Regions from separate parts of the Mus musculus genome. Here region 1 is linked to region 2. Evidence: chromatin loops called from intact Hi-C (ENCODE). Cell type or tissue: heart. All regions are shown on one strand. Links, peaks and the distances in the headings refer to the core of each region. The heading gives the core; the rest is flanking DNA. Region 1 overlaps Gm40915 (a long non-coding RNA gene). Region 2 has its middle 20 kb from the start of Gm40914.

Region 1 (8,329 bases), core at 26-8,025, 150 kb before region 2:
GACAGGGTTGGAATATCTTTTTAGAATATCTTCATTTCTAGCCAGGACAGTTACAGGGCCACCACTGCACTTGCACACATCGGACTTTGGGCCTCTTTGTCTACATACCTGAGGGACTCTGGGTAGCTGATATTTGCCTATTGCAAAATGTGTTCCCAGTGTTCATTGCCTCCGACTTTTGGCTGGTTTAGAGCCAGTGAGGATGGGTGAACAGAGGAGCCGAGGCAAGAGGGAAGCCAGGTATCTCTTCCTTGCTCCTCTGTGGTTGAACGGACTGCTTTGAATCTGGGGACGAATGAAGTTCCTTTTCCTGGCCTGAGGGCAAGCGTCGGAAACTCTACCTCTGCTGGGCTATCCCACTCCCACTGGGTCTTTGGTTCTTCTAATGTGTTGGCCACTGACCCTGTGATCCATCCCTTCCCTGAGCAAGGCTGGGCTTGTCTTTTTAACTGGTCTGTGGGTACACAGGAGGAAGCCAAAGCCCACAGGAGCCCTGGGGTGTGCGTGAGCAGTGAACAGGTTTTGTTGTCGGATTGGAACTTTACAGATACTTGAGGCTCCGCCTCCCTGTTGGGCAGGTGCTCTTGGCGCTGGAAGATCATCTTGGGCCACATTTTATTGGAAAGGAGGGAACCTCAAATAAACTGTGGGAACCACAAAATCAGTCTAAATTAGCTGAGCAAGAAAGGCAAGAAAAGCACTTCTTTTGACTTTAATGGGGAAAAAAGTGAAGGAAAAAACAAAACAAAACAAAAAAAGTCCAAATGGTAAAACCCGAGGGTGAAGATTTGCCTCTTATTCATTGTGTGGGATCCTCATGAGGGACACAAGGGGTCTAGCTCAAACACCTCATTATGACTACTTACGAGTCATCGAGGAGGCTGGCACTTGTGACAATCTGGGCTCATGGTCCACTTGGTCAGCACTCCTGGTACCAGCATCAGGATTGGATTCTGGGACTCTTGGGCTCTGCATCTGTTCCCAGAGCTTACCAGTCCTCACTGACAGCAGCTCAGATCCACTGACCATTCACTCGACCTTGCCCACTGTCCTGCAAACCTAAAAAGCCTCTGCCCTGGAGCCATTTGCTTTTGCCTACTTCTTTGACCATGGACAGGTTGTATCCCTTTGTATCCCTGCTTTTAATTCCTTTGTGTGAGCATTGTGTCTAAGCTCTGCCCCACAGTTACCTAGCAACAGCCAGGTGTGCCTGACTCATTATAAAAGGGGCTGCTTGCCCCCTCCTTGCTCTCTTGCTCTCTTGCTAATGCCTTCCCTTCTCCCCTCCTCTCTTCATGTGATCATGGCTGGCCTCTACTCCTCTACTTCTCTATTCTCTCCCTCTCTCTGCCTTTCTCTTCCTCTTGACTCCTCTTCCCATGCCCTGAATAAACTCTATTCTGTATGATACTGTAGTTGTCTTCATCGTGTGGCTGGACCCATGCTGAGGCATTCCTTCCCTCCCCTCCACCACTCACCACAGCCCCATAGAACATACCCCCCTCCCTTATCTCTTTATAAACACATCACTTTGGACATATACCCAAAAGTGGAATTAATGGGTTATGCGCTTCTTTTTTTTTATTTCATTCACTTTTGATGTTTTATGTATGTGGATGTTTTGACTGCATACGTATCTATGTGCCACATGTGTGTCATGCTCTCAGTAGTCATGAGATGGGGTGGGATTGCTTGGAACTGGAGTTAGAGACAGTTGCGAGCCACTAAGTAGGTGCCAGGAATTGAACTTTGGTCTCCTTCAAGAGCAGCAGCTCTTCCCTGCTGAGCCATCTCTCTCTGTTGAACTTTTGGAAGACACTCCGTACTGTTTTGCACAGGGTCTGCACCATTTAGATTCCCGTTAATGGTACAGAGATTTGAATTTTCAGGGACTCTTGACACAAATACGGTGAATCTTCCTTTCTTCCTTCTGTCGCTCACCACTTTCCTCCCTTTCTCCCTTTCTTTTTCTGCTCTCTGTCTCTCTGTCCCTCTTTGTCTCCCTGTCTCCATCCCCTCCTCCACTCCTCTCTTTTCACAAGGTCAGTTGGCCCAGGCTAGCCTTCAACTCATAGCCGAGGCTGACCCTGAACTCCTAACCCTCTTGCCTCCACCTTTCAAGTGTTGGGATCAAGGCCTGTGCCACCAGGCTCAGCTCCTCCCATCGTGATGGGAGTTAAACATTTATTAACCCTTTACTTGATAATCTTACAATGTGTTTAACATGTGGTGGGAGCATTCCACTGTACATGAGAAGTGTGCCAGGCAGCCTCAGTTTCCTTCTGCGTCCATCGCAGTCCCTTCTCTCCTTCTGCAGGCAACAGCGACTCCAATGCTTCTTCCTAAGGCAGCCCCTACACAGATATGTTTATGTGCCCTCTCTTACATCCAGGAGCAGGCATTTGGAGTCGCTTCTCGCTCCTCGCTCAGGTCTGTCTGCTTTGGGGTCTGCTATGATCTGAAAAGACTCCATGGTGTGTTCTCGCTGCAGTGAGCTATTCTGCCATGATGGGCTGAAACTCTGAGCCCAAGTCCATCTTCCCTACCAAGTTTCAGTCAGTTATTGTCACAGCAATGTCACCACAATTAATACAGCCAAAAAGAGAGAGTTTCAGCGTTCAGGGGATATCTGGATTCAGAATTGCAGGTAAGAGATTAGATCTGCAATATTTAGCCCGTGCCAGGCCCTGGGTGGGCATCCTTTTACACCTTTGTTTATTTAGCTTCAGAATATAAAAATATGGGGCTAGAAAGACGGCTCAGTGTCTCTTTTTCCAAAGGACCCGAGTTCAATTCTCAGCACTCACATGGCAGCTCACAATGGTCTGTAACTTCAGTTCCACCCTCACACCAATGAACATAAAATAACGCTAAGTAAACTATTAAAAATATATAAATATACTCTAGCTGTGCAGAAGTTGGTTAAGTTGTTTAGACTTTGGGTTTGGCTAATTTGTGTGTGTGTGTGTGTGTGTGTGTGTGTGTGTGTGTTTTGCAACTTTTTGTTTCAAAATAAATAAAAGAGTAACAATGTTTAAAACAAATAAAAGTACTTTAAAAGTTTTCTTTTTGTTACTAGTTTTTATGTGTTTATGTAAGTGTGTATTTGTATGTGTATGTGTTCAGGTACCCTTGGAACCCAAGAAAAGGAGTGAGATTCCCTAGAGCTGGTGTTACAAGCACTCTGAGTCACCTGGCATCAATACTGGGAACAGAGCTAGGGTTCCCTAGAAGAGCCACAAATACTTCTAACCACGGAGCCATCTCTCCAGTCACCTGACAGAAGTCAGCACATGGTAAGACAGACTAACAAATGTGCTAGTCTGGGTCTCTCTTCCTCTTCCTTAAGAGCCACACATACCATCCTAGGATTCCTACTCCCACCTGCCCTAACAGCCTCCTGGAGTCCCCACCTCTGCACCATGAGCGTGTGAAACTGGAGGTTAACTTTCCAGTCTATGATGCTTGAAGGACTACATTCAACCCTAGTATGTCTGAGTCCCACACAATAGAAAGGAAGTGTTTGACTGGTGAGTCAATATGACCGGGTAGATGACCCAGACATGACATTTTGTTAAGGACCTGTAGCTGTCCTAGGAGTGGAGAGGCTGCCAACCACGAAGAGCCTTGAAGTCCAAGGCTTTAACACCCCAGGGCGGCTCCACCCACATTGTCCGTGTTAGTTGATGGCATGAATTAGCTGGTGGTTTGTTACATTTAATTAGAAAGTAGATGCTAGAAACTGGTCTCTCTGTCTCTCTCTCTCTCTCTGTGTGTGTGTTTCTGTGTGTATATTTCTCTGTGTGCATCTCTGTGTGTATATCTCTGTGTGTCTATGTGTGTGCATCTCTCTATATGTGTTGATTTCTGTGTGTCTCTCTGTAGTGTCTGTGTATCTATCTATGTATGTGTGTGTGATTATCTCTCTCTGTGTGTGTCTGTGAATGTCTGTATCTCTATGTGTGGTTATCTGTGTATGTCTGCGTGTATTTTTATGTGTGTATCTATCTGTGTGTGCATGTGTGGTGTATGTGTGTCTATCAGTGTGGTGTGTGTGTCTGTGTGTATATGTATCTATCTCTCTGTCTCTGTGGTGTGTGTATATCTGTGAATGTCTGATCATTCCTACACCTTGAATGTTGTCCTGTCCAGGGGATAATAATCTTTCTCTAGTGTGCACTGCCTCAAGAGGACACTGTGGCTATGCTAAACTCTAAGCCTAACCAGGCTTCAAGTAGAAAAAGAAGTCTTGAGCCTGTCTCTCTCTCTTCATGTGACAGTGAGGAGAGCTGGCTCTGTCTGGCTCTGTGAGTGATTTTTTGGCTTGAGGCCACCATAGTTATATCTGCCCTGGTCCAGGGTCTCCTTCAGGTAGCTGCTATCTGCTATCTCTAGTCATCATGGTTCAGGTTTATCATCCTGTTTTATGTGATGGAAGAGGGAGTGTGAGAGGACCTAACAAGAGGATGGGCCTGTGTAGCCCAAGGAAGAGAACTGTTTGTGACCTGGTATGCCATCAAAGCATGGCTGGCTCATAAAGTCTAAGTCTGAGTGACTCAAGCTTATTGCCTATTATATTTAGATGCCCAGAATGGTACCCTGTCACTCCTGTCCTCACACAGCAGCTGCGTGCTGGCCTTGGGCTACGTCTTTCTCATGTAGTGTCCTGGCTGACTTAGCAGGAGTATGCTGGCTAGAGTACTTTCACAAAGCGTGCCCACCGTGCACTATCTGCAAAGTATCAGCCTGCACTGTCAAAAGATCACACTTTGATGCTCTGAGGTCAGCCTGGTGACTTTGAAACCGTCCCATCCAATACCACTCCAGCTTTGCTGATGGTCAAACCGGTTCCCATCACCCATCACCATCTTTTTTTGTTTTTTGGTTTTTTTTTGGTTTTTCGAGACAGGGTTTCTCTGTATAGCCCTGGCTGTCCTGGAACTAACTTTGTAGACCAGGCTGGCCTGGAACTCAGAAATCCGCCTGCCTCTGCCTCCCAAGTGCTGGGATTAAAGGCGTGCGCCACCACGCCCGGCTCACCCATCACCATGTTGACCATTCTGGAAGTTTCTATGTACGAACAGGAAACATATAATCCAGGTGGAAGAGAGGGAGGGGCCACAGTTCCAGGAGCTCAGTTTTCTTCCTGTTTCCTGATTTTGGATGAGTTACCAAAAGCCAGTGGAAGGCATCTGCAACTCTTTTTAATGATATAGAAACCAGGCTAGGCCCTGCCACCTCTATAGCACATGGTGACCTACTGTGGTCAAATGTGGAATATTGCAGAAAGAGCTCAGGGCTTGGTCCATCTAGTCCCAAACCAGTGCAGACTCAGCAGAAGCGAGTAGGAGATTAGAACTGGAGTGACCTGGGTTTGCTGGCGGCGGGGTGGGGGTAGGGAGAGGAAAGGGTAAATTTTCGAATTTTCTAAGATGCTGGGTCAGCTCCCAGCCTATCTGGGATGTAGCCTGCAGAGAAGGCTGGGTGATGAAGGAGGCCATCTGGCTGTCAGGCTAGTATAGACATGGGGTGACCTTGGGTCTGTCTGCTTGTCAGCCTGGAGGAAAAGGAGGGGGAAGAGGAGGAGGAAGAGGAAGAAGAGGGGAAGGCCAAAGAGCCATTGGCCAATGAGGGCTATGTGTGTGAAAAGGGACTTTGGGGTTGGATTTGTCTGTCACGAAGGCAGGGCTCCCTTTGTTCTGTGCTGTGCAGATCCAAGGTGAGCAGCCAGCCGGCCTCACTCCTCCTGTGGGTGTATTTTAAGCTCTCAGAGCGCTGGTACTCTGTACCCTTGTGGACTTACTGTCTGCGTGGGAGCCTGGGCTCCTCTTGCTTCCCCACAAGGCAAGGTCACTCCAGGCTGGTGGTTTGTGCAATCCTGAAGTTTGACTGTGGGACAAAAGTCACAAGTCCTCTAGTAGCTCTCATGATACCTGCTCTGAAAAGTCCCTAGCTGGTGGAGACTGGTGCCATCCTGTCCAGTCCTCAGCTGTCAGCTCAGTGTGGGGGGGGACACACACAGGACTGTCTGTCATCCGGCCAGGCTGTGGCCACAGCTGTGGTACTGGAGGGCTCCTGAGGTGGGAACCTGTACAGGGTGGCACAAAGCACGAAGCATCGGCTCAGACCTCCTGGCAGGAGCCTGTGAGTCTCTCTGCTCACTTGCATAACACTTCCTGTGTGTGTTTCCTCAGTCTCAGCAACGGTCAGGTCAGCAAGTGACCTTTAAAACCACTGAGAAGCCGCCACTTTCGGAGGCCAGGCTGTCACAGAGCCACCCCTTCCTGCCACCCTTCTTCCTGCTAGGGCAGCTGCACACTAGAGGGCCGATGAAAGAAAAAAACAAAACAAAACAAAACAAAACAAAACAAAACAAAACAAAACAAAACAAAACTTAAAGTTTTAGGCCAAACATGGTGATCCTAACCTGAAATCCTGGCATCAGGGGACAGGGAGGAAGAGAAGGAGGAGGAGGAGAAGAAGGAGGAGGAGGAGGAAGAGGAGGAGGAGGAAGAGGAAGAGGAGGAAGAGGAAGAGGAAGAGGGGGAAGAAGAGGAGGAGGAAGAGGAGGAGGAGGAAGAGGAGGAGGCATTTGAAGCCAGCCTAGGCCACAGAGGAAGCTGTCTTTAAAAAAAGCAGTATTTGTGTGTGTGTGTATGTGTGTGTGTGTGTGTGCACGTGCGTGTGTGTGTGTGTTGTGTGTGTATGTGTTGTGTGAGTATGTGAATGAGCGAATGTATGTTGTATGTATATGTGAGTGTGCATGAGTGAGTGTATGTTGTGTGTGTGTGACACTCTCTATCCATTCATCCATCAGCAGGTACCTAGGCTGACTGCATCTATAGTTCAGCTCCCTTGAATTGTGCATTTGTGTGATTGCACACGTGAAAGTCAGAGGACAACCCCAGGTGTCCTGTCACACCTACACCTCAAGAGTTGCTTACCTTGATTTTTTTGTTTTTGTTTTAGGTTTTGTTGTTGTTGTGTTTATTTGTTTTTGTGTTTTAACACGGGGTCTTGCTATGGAGCTTTGGCTGGCTTGGAACTTGCTGTATGAAGCAGGCTGGTCTAGAATTCAGAGATCTGCCTGCAGGTGCTTCCCAAGTGCTGGGGTTACAGGCGTAAACCAGTATGCCTGGCTGCTTCCCTTGTGTTTAGATATAAGCTCTTCCCTGGATCCAGGGTCTCCCTGACTCTACTGATCAGAATGGCCGGCCAGTGAGCTGCAGGCTACACCCCTCTCCTTGTGCAATGCACTGGAATCACAGGTGCATAGAGTAATACCCGTTTTATTTTTATTTTTAAGGTTTCTTTTTTTTACTTTCGAGTGTCTCTCTTGTGTCTCTCATAGTGTCCACAGATGCCAGAAGGCAGCCTTGGATCCACTGAAGCCGGAGTTACAGGCGGTAGTGAGGCCTCTGGCGTGGGTTTTGGGAACTGAACTCAGGTCCTCTGGAAGAGCAGCAGGCTCTCTAACCTCAGAGCCCTTTCTTCAGGCCCCATGCTCAGCTTTGATTTGATGTGGGTGCTGGGGATCAAATCTGGGTCTTCATGCTTAGGAGGAAACGGTTTACCGTCCGAACCATCGGCCTAGGCCCATGTGCATTTTATTTTTATTTGCTCATTTTTAATCTTTTAAAATCACATTTATTCATTCATTGCATGTGTGTATATGACTCGTGCATGTGAGAAGGACAGAGGGCAACCTGTAGGGACCAGTTCTCACCTTCTACTATGTGGGCACCCGGACCGGGAATCGAACTCGTGTTCTCAGGCTTGCCTGCAAAGCCTTTCTACCCACTAAGCTGTATCAAGCACCCCACTCACTCACTTTTGAATTTCACTTTCCCCTCTCTATTTTAAAATTCATTATATTATTGTTCACTTTAAAATTTTACATACATTTGAGCCTTATTTTTTTTTCTATTCCAAGAAAATTATTTTTATTTATTTAGAACCTACTGAGCATTTGGCTGCCAACTGGACAATTTCAATTTCCACGACTTCTATGCTATTATTTAATATTTTATTCTGCATCATTTTAAAATTTTACTTTATTGTAGTGTGTTTACATGAAAATAATGGTAACTTTTAAAAAATGTATCTTATATTTCATCCCAGTGGCCATATGCCACTTTCGGCTCCGTGAAGACCCGGGATTTCTATTTTCCAGTTTCACATCACTCATCCAGAGATGCAAAGGCTTTGCAGCGCCCACCTCACATGCCTGGCTCTGGTATTTTCTACTTTCTTTTGCAGCGGGAAGCTCTGTCTTTATGTGTTCTCTATGACTTGGAGAAGATTCCAGTGACAGGGGAAAAGCGCAGTG
Region 2 (8,329 bases), core at 162-8,161:
TTTTCTCTTTATAATCTGACTGTCTGAGGTGTTTGTGACAGTACTGGAAAGCTGCTAAATGCATCTTCCCACGGGCAAGAAAGAGGGCACCAAGAGTCAGGAAACAGCCAGATAGGTGTTGGCATACAAGTCTCCTGAGCTGAGCATGGGGTGTCGGAAGGGAGCATCTTGTTATAAGAATGTGTTTCTTGCCCATTTAGGAGAGGACCCCCCCCAATAGTCTTCTAAATGTCCTAATAAATGTTATTCTTCTCTGTCAATGGAAAATACCTTGCAATAAGAGGAAGCGATATCTTAAGTTGACAAGAATCAATGGTGTTGTTTTTCTCCTGTGTCCCCTTAAAGAGTATCCCCCCCCCAAGTTGTTGTGGAATTAGAAACTTCTGTAGAGCTGGGCAGTGGTGGCACACACCTTTAATCCCAGCACTTGGGAGGCAGAGGCAGGAGGATTTCTGAGTTCAAGGCCAGCCTGGTCTACAAAGTGAATTCCAGGACAACCAGGGCTATACAGAGAAACCCTGTCTTAAAAAACAAACAAACAAAGGAACAAACAAACAAACAAAGAAACTTCTGTAGAAAGTAGCAGGGAAATGAGTGATGGCCCCATGGAATGAATGAATACCAGAAGATAGCTGGAGGTGTGAACCAGAGTTTCCTCTTGCTTCGTTGTTCAATCACCTAGCTTTGGGCAGGTGCTCTGGACTAACCCTTGGTCTTGCTGGTATCTCCCTTTTCCTCTTGTCTCCTCTCTGGGTCCCATTCTGCTTCCTGCATTTGTTTGTTGATAGATTGATTCTGCATGGAGATTGTCTGGGCTGTCTCCTTGGAAGCCTTCCCCTAGCCAAATCCCACGAATTGGGGTTTGGGTTGCACTCTGAAAAGGTTCTTTCTGCTTCCCTGGGACTTTCTAAGTCTGTGCCCTCTGGGCTGTCAAGGAAAGCGCCCCTTTTATGTTCCTGCTTATCTCCAGTCCTTCGGCTCATTCAGGGGCAGACTTTACTCCCGTGAATGGGCCTGTTGATCAGCAAACCGCAGGCAGTGGTTCAATCAGTTCATGTTTTACTGGGAGACCAACGGCTCATCTTTGCACATCGTCATGTGCTTCCCTGCTTGCTACCCCAGTTGGGGATAAGGAACCAGGCTCAATCCATCTTGTCATTTGTGTGTGTTAAGATCAGAGCTGGAAAGGAAGCAGAAACTGTTGAACATTTCAATTAGACGGCAAGCTGGATAGCTTTCACACTGGCTCACACCCCAGCCCCATCTGGCAAGCTGGATAGCTTTCACACTGGCTCATACCCCAGCCCCATCTGTGTAATCATAGGTTAACAGTCCCAAGGTACATATGTCTCAGGAGTGGAGAAACTGCTGGGAATTCCCAACTGACCCACGAGTGCAGTTTTCCTGTTTTCTCTCCACAGATCGTCATTTTGTCACACTGTCAGTACGAGGCTGAGATTTTTCTTACTTGATGGGCTATGGGTCAGCTCTTTGGATTTCTGGACAACGGTCTCAGCCCCTGACAATGGGAAAGATGAGGGGGTCATAAACCAAGCACTAAAGGATTGTCTAGGGGAGAAGAGAAGCCCTGTGTAGAGTTATACACAGCTGAACAGATCTTCACCATGTGTCCTCTAGCTGTGGTTCCACGGGGTGCTAGATATGAGGCCATGACTAAGCTCCAGCAACAGAACCTTTGATAGTGGCCCGGCAGCTTCCCAGAGACAAGTGCAAGGGTCTTCTGTCCACCGCCAACTCTGGATTAAACTGTCTGTGGTGCAGGTAGCTTCTTTCCTCACTGACTAAGAGTGGCTTTTTAAAAAACGGTTTCCTCTCCTCCTCTCACTTTAAACCATATACCTCCAAAGAAGACGACACCCAGAATCCGAGGATCTATCTGAAAGGCCAAGGGTCAGCCAAGAGCATCTGCCCCCAAACTAGGTGATTGTCTAGGGGATGCCCAAAACTAGGTGATGGGACAGTGAAGCAAATAGAAACACTGGTTCACACTGTCTTAGTCAGGGTTTCTATTCCTGCACAAAGCATCATGACCAAGAAGCAAGTTAGAGAGGAAAGGGCTTATTCAGCTTACACTTCCACACTGCTGTTCATCACCAAAGGAAGCTGGCTTCTCCAGACTTCAGGACATGGCTGCTGAATATTGTCAAATGTTTCAGTGTTATGGATCTTTTGTGTGTATGTGTGTGCATGTGTGTGTGTGTGTGTGTGTGTGTGTGTGTGTGTGTGAGAGAGAGAGAGAGAGAGAGAGAGAGAGAGAGAACATCTGTTACTCCCCTTGCTCAGCATCTTCGAGGCTTGGCTCTGTAGAGCCATGAAGTAGGACCCAGATGCGAGGTTGTTTGCTGACACCTTCCCATACAGGCAGCTCCTGAACCTGCATGTCACTGCATGCTCCTGGGTAGTCTGGCCTTTGGCTGCAATCAGACATCAGGACAGTTGTAGACTCTGCAAGCAAGGGTCATAATTCATAGCGGGGAAGGGTTCCTCTTGTCTCTGGGACCCCGAATTTTGCAGTTGTGTTTGCTAATCTGGCATACCCTTTAGCTGATCTAAAAGTGAACGTGGATGACCTGAGATGCTGTCTGCGAATGCTTCATGAGACATCTACAGAACATGGTGGCTCGGATTTTTCCATGCTTCTGCAGTCCGTATGGAAGATCTCTGTTCTGGCTTCCACAGTAGAAGTGGAGCTGGAACATCCCAGGATAGCACAGCTCTTTTTTTTTCTTTTCCACCCACAGTTTCTGCTGCCTTTTGTTTGTATTTTAAAAGTCAATGCCACATTTTGGTGGAAGGTGCACGTGCCTGGGGAGGGTGTTTGGTTTTTTTTTTTTTTTTTTTTTTTTTTTTTTAAGTGGAAACAAAGAAAACCTGATGTTCCGACTGTGTTTGTTTTTCTGGGCTTTTTCCTATTGTTGCTTAAGAAGCTGGGAGTACAGAAACCCTTAGAATTCCCATCTGGGTGCTTTAATGGCACACAAGTGGATCTTAAAACCACCCGCCCTCCAGCTTGTCTATGTTTGAGGACTGTGAAGCCAAATAGAGCTATAAAAACCATTTTGTGCAGTGACCCGCCCGATGCTGCCACAGCCAGCCAGCATCCCCACCCCACGCCCCCTTCAGAGGGTTGTCTGCTGAGCCCTGACTGCCCGGGCTCCTGCAAGCTGTCACTGTTCACTTTTGCACGCCTCGAAGCATCTCCCCGAAAAGAAAACATTCTCAAGACTCTGGGCCTGGCCTCTCTCTTCCAGGGCAGCTTCCAGCCTCTGTTTGGCCTATCTTCTTCCTCAGGTCTTCACCCCAGCCTGCTGGTGTGGGCTGCAGGGGAGGGTGGCGATGTGTGCTTGAGCCCCAAGTTGGGAGCGCTGGGAGGCTGCAGAATCCTCCCTGTCATTTTACCCTGTGTTTCTCCTCTCTTGCCTTCTTGGCATTTATCTTGTTCCCTAACAGATTTCCACACCGAGAGTTTAATTCAGGCCAAGAGAGCAGCCCCGAAAAGAGGGTGGGAGGTAGGGGGTCAGGCCATATGAGGCAGGGGCTCCAGTTCCCAGCAGATTCTCCCTGTGGAACTCTGTTGGCTCCCAGGAAGGCCTCCCCACTTTTGCCCACTGCGTGCACGTAAAGACTCAGAGGGGCCTGCCCCTTCCTTATCTCCACCCCATTGGCAAAGCGGCCTGTTTGCCTTGCTCTTTCAACGGGTACACCTTTGTCACGAAACCAGAAGAGGCCAGATGCCAGATACTTGCCAGCTTTCCTGGGGTTAACTAGACTCCAGCGCCCCCCAGAGGAGAGTTAAGTGGAAAATACCATCCGATGCAAAGGACTTAGATCTATTTAAACTGGCAAGTTTATAATCTTTTTTTTTATATATATAGTTATAATAAACCTTTAAAACACTAGGGCTGGGCAGATATCTACCCTCTAAGCTATCAGTATCTAATTTCCTATCAATAACCCTGAGATATGACGTTCCATCTGGGTTACTCTTACTCCGTTTTTATTGAGGGCCCAAGAGTCACAGGTGCGTAAAGCGGCACTGTGGGACCAAGAAGACTGATGGCAAAGCACCGGGACAGAGTCTCTGCCAGTGTGCCTGTGGCGGAGAGATCTTGATGGGCACTGGGAGAAGCTCCCTGCCCACTCGCCTCTAGGCTTTCCTTGAGTGAACGCAGAGAGGAGAAAGGAGAGAAGACGACAGGGAACTGAATGGTATGGGAATGTCTCTCAACAGCCTAAAGCCAAGGATCCCAACAGGATTGACATTTACTGTTGGGGTGGGGTGGGGGGGCCGCCTACACAGAGACAGTGTTACCTTTATGTACTTTATATATATTTCAAAGAAGACCGTTAAAATGTCGGAACATCATGTTTAAGGGCAATGCATATATGACCTCCAGTATATTCACTTATATTCCAGTATATATTCACTAGTCCTTTCTCAGTTACAAGCTTGCAGTTTTCCAGGACTCTCCCAAGGATCGTCCCAGTCCCTTCATTTACCTAAAAGATATGCCTTTGCTTTCTTGTACAACCTTAGTCCCATGCCTTGCCTTAATGGATTGCAGCCCTGTCCCAGGCACCTGCAGAGCCCCTCTGTAATCTCATGATCTATACGGAGATAAAGAAATCCCTCTGAGCAACGTAATTCCAAAAGCTACCCAAATACTATAGACTGCTATTGCTGGACATTTAAGCAACACTGTCCCTTAAGAAGCCCCCACCCATTCCTGGGTGTGTCCCATCTGTCCCCAGATGACCCTCTTTCTTCAGCCCCTGTGCTGAAATCTGTGTTAATATTTTTCTTCTGAATAAACTCCAACTCTGCTTCGTACCGGCTCAGGCTGAAATTCTCTGTGCAAAGTCAAGGGCCCCTACTGTACCAGGTAGAAGTGTGCAAGAAGAACCTGGATGCTACAGATGGAGCCCTGTCCCTGGCTCTCCTCGGCTGATGACAGGGACATATAACCCAGACCTCTGACTTCTTGCTTGGCAACAAATATATATACACGGAAGAGTTCCCAGGGTGGTGAAGGGCGAACTGTTGCCACAAATCAACCTGGCAGAGACTTTCGAGTGAGGGGGAGTCATCTCTTTACTCACCTCTCTAGTTCCCTGCCTAGACTCCTTTCTCTCCTCAGGTTGAGCCTTCAGCTATATCTGGGTCTCATTGTCTCTCTCACTGTCAACTACAGATTACAGCCCCTCGGCTACCCCCTGCTCCCCATATATATTTTCTTTACTCCCTTTCTCAGTAATTCTCTTTAGCCCCTCTGGTTCTGATAGCAATCTCTTTCCTTTCTGCCCTTCCAGAGGGCCAGTGGGAGGCTTCAGGGGAGAAAAACACACAAGGGACCACTCCCTAAGAGTGTGAACATCTCTTTACTCCTGGGGCAAGGGCTATCCTCCAGTCTTGTGGGAAAGCTCCCACCTTCTGTGTTCCTAGGAATGACACCATGCAGAGATCCACTTTCCCCTGCATGTTTAGATAAGAGCCTCTGTTGTGGGCTAAGTTATAGCCCCAAAATGTATATGCACAAGGTTTGATCCTCCACTTCTATAACGTAGAATGGCTGCGTATTAAGACAGACCATTTGAATGTGAAATTGAGTTAAAATGGTCATTTGAGTAGGCATTCATCCAACCTACCTTTATAGGAGGACATTAGGACTCTGACACACACAGGGAGATCAGCTACAAGCCTTGGAAGCAAGCCAGTCCATGACTTGGCCTTAGACAAGCGCTGTGAGGACATAGCTGTCTGCTGTTTTAGGTTGCCCTCTCTGTGGTATTTGTTATGCAGCCCCGGCAAACGGGTACACTCTCAAATGGTGTGCATGCCATGTGACACCCACAAGACTCCCAAATAGTTACCCTTATTTACCTCTGACAAGCCTAGAAACAGATCCTACACTTATCATTCCGTGTTTATTTAATGACTCATTCAACTGTCTGTCCTGCAAATGAGCTAAACACAGAAAGAGGGCTGTCTTGTCCAGGTGACTGATGGCTTTCTCACATAGCAAAAACACGGTACCTGTGTAGCAGCATCCTCAGATACAAAAGTCTAAATGACTACCATCTGGGGTGCTCTTGTCTTTGGATCTAGTTGCCTTTTTGATCACAATCCAAGGAGCTCCCCCCACCCCTCTTATGACTTAGAAGGAACCAGAACCTTGACCTGCGTTCTCCAAGGCCACGAACTGCTCCCCCATCTGTGCCTGATGATAGCAGATTCCACAGGGAACTCACTTCCTCCTGCCTGAACATCTTCCCATGGCAAAATAGCAAAGATTTGATTTTCACTCTTAACCTTTAGGTAGGTTGTTTTGTTTTGTTTTGTTTTTCCTTGAGCACCTTCTTGCTACATCATAACACAGCAGAAGAGAAAAGTAGCCAAACACATCCTTTGTTTGCAGGAGCCTGTTTCTGAGATAAGTAACCCATTCTCTTGATAGCAGCGTTAACCTACGCATGACTTAGAACTGCCAGCACTCAAACACCTCTGAAAGGCCTCAGTTCTTAATATTGTTACCATGGTAGTTGATTTCCACAGGCATGATGGAGGAGATGTTCAAACCATGGCCATCATTGATTTTGCTAATGGCTTGTGATTCAAAAGTAGACATATTATATAAAAATATAATATAGTGTCTGTTTTCACAGAGTACCTTCTTAACAGCATGAAGCTTCCATCATAGAGTGGTCCAAATCAGCACAGTACAAAAGAATGCCTTGTCAGACATAGCTAAGTACAGGATATCAAACCGGGGCAGCCTGTTCCTACCAGAACCTCCTGAAGTAAGAGATACTTGGAGATGTTGTAAACAAAAAGAACATTAACCTCGAGACATGAAAGTGGAAAAGGCCCATTTAGTCCATCGCTCTTGTGCCCTTGTCAAAGGGACCCTTTGTCTTATGTCCACACTAGTGTGCAAGAAGAGACAACTAGCTCTGCCCGTGGGTACTCAAGGCAACACAGCCCATTGTTAGTTACTGCTTTTGATTTCTCAGCATCCTCCCTAGGGATGCACGAGCCATATCTATGGTGAAGAATTTGGTCATTGATCATGGGAAGCCTATATCTGGAGCTTCTTCTTGCTTATGAGAACCCCATGCTATGTAACACAGCTTTCTGCTTAGTTCAACTTGTTGAACTTCTGAAGAAAAGGCTTTCCCACTGGACTGTCAGTATTCTCTGTGTCCCTGAAGAGCATTTGGTGTCTCTTGCTTCCCACCTTGTGTATTTACCCTTTTATGGTTGTCATTGGTCATCTAATTGTTCTTGCTTGCCTCAAAATGTCCAACACCCCCCTCTCAAGTGCAAACTATGTTACCTAAAATACCTGATTCCCATATAGCTCCTAACTCCATCAACAGACCAAATCTGAGAGTCTGGATTTCTTTAAGTGGAGCTAGAGCCTTCTACCCTGCTTGCTGATCACCTTGCCAAAGCAAGACTCTTACAAAGTCTTCAAACTATAGTGCTAGGCTTCTTTGAAAAGGAACACGGAGCACCCCTGCCTAGCTCCTGTAATATTTTCATCCTCTAAACAGACAAGCTAAATGAGATACAACTGGTTCAAGCTTTGTAAGCAGTAAGCACGACAGTCAGTCTTGTGTTTCTCCCACTTTCTGAGGACTTAGCACTATCCCACCCTCATCTCTTCCTAAAGTTGTTCACTTTACAGTCCATTTAGATTTTGTTTTTTTGAGTACACTTTCAAATTCTCCTCATACTCCCCTTGGCCTTTGCATGGAAAGGTGAGTATATATTTGGAGAGTCATGCTTCAGGACTCCATTGCAGTCATATTTATTTCTCTGGGATCCCAGATGTACAAGATGACCTGAGTAAAGGAAATCCTATCCCAGACGTTCACAGTGCTGAGACTGAAAACCTCTGGTCTTGACAGCAGTGCTAATTCCAGGTCATTCTCTAGTTTAAAAACCAAATGACCACATATATTTCATTTTGCTGATGGGGAATGATTTTTACAGTCCTATTCTGCCTGTGAATATTATGGGGTGCAACAAGGAAATGAAGACAGAATAGGTATCTCATGTTGTTTCTGGCTAAGAATTGGTCTTCTTGGTTGTAGAAATATAAGTTAGCCTAGTGACTATGGGAGTTAGTATAAATCTTAAAAATGAAAACAAGAACTACCAAATGGGTTGGTTACACTGCTCCTGGGTATGACCTAGAGGGAACAAACCATCCCATGAAGTAGACTCTTGTACACCCATCTTTCTCAGGGCACAATTCCCAATAGCCAAGTTATAGAATTAGCCTAGTACTGGTTAAAGGAAATG

The links. A loop is a pair of places that touch in the nucleus more often than their neighbours do. Peaks named below come from ENCODE experiments on the same cell type or tissue, not always from the same donor. Only the 100,000 strongest peaks of a DNase experiment are listed, where the experiment ranks them.
Region 1: a loop joins it to region 2, with 2.2 times the contacts of the local background. A loop is called at or near these places in 2 of 42 quality-filtered maps.

The regions. Positions count from the first base shown.
Region 1 is chr13:37,617,816-37,626,144 of GRCm38, reverse strand. Gm40915 (a long non-coding RNA gene) reads left to right here. Exons shown (of 4, transcript XR_873251.2): 3 at 3,127-3,296; 4 at 8,260-8,329. Among named protein-coding and RNA genes, the nearest start is that of Gm40915, 5.6 kb to the left of the region's middle. In heart, for the core only: CTCF peaks have their summits at 4,194 (motif pointing right) and 5,533; a DNase peak (open chromatin) is centred at 6,124; H3K27ac peaks cover 1,661 bases.
Region 2 is chr13:37,463,362-37,471,690 of GRCm38, reverse strand. No RefSeq gene overlaps it. Among named protein-coding and RNA genes, the nearest start is that of Gm40914, 20 kb to the left of the region's middle. In heart, for the core only: a CTCF peak has its summit at 3,800 (motif pointing left); DNase peaks (open chromatin) are centred at 3,218 and 3,720; H3K4me3 peaks cover 716 bases; H3K27ac peaks cover 832 bases; H3K27me3 peaks cover 825 bases.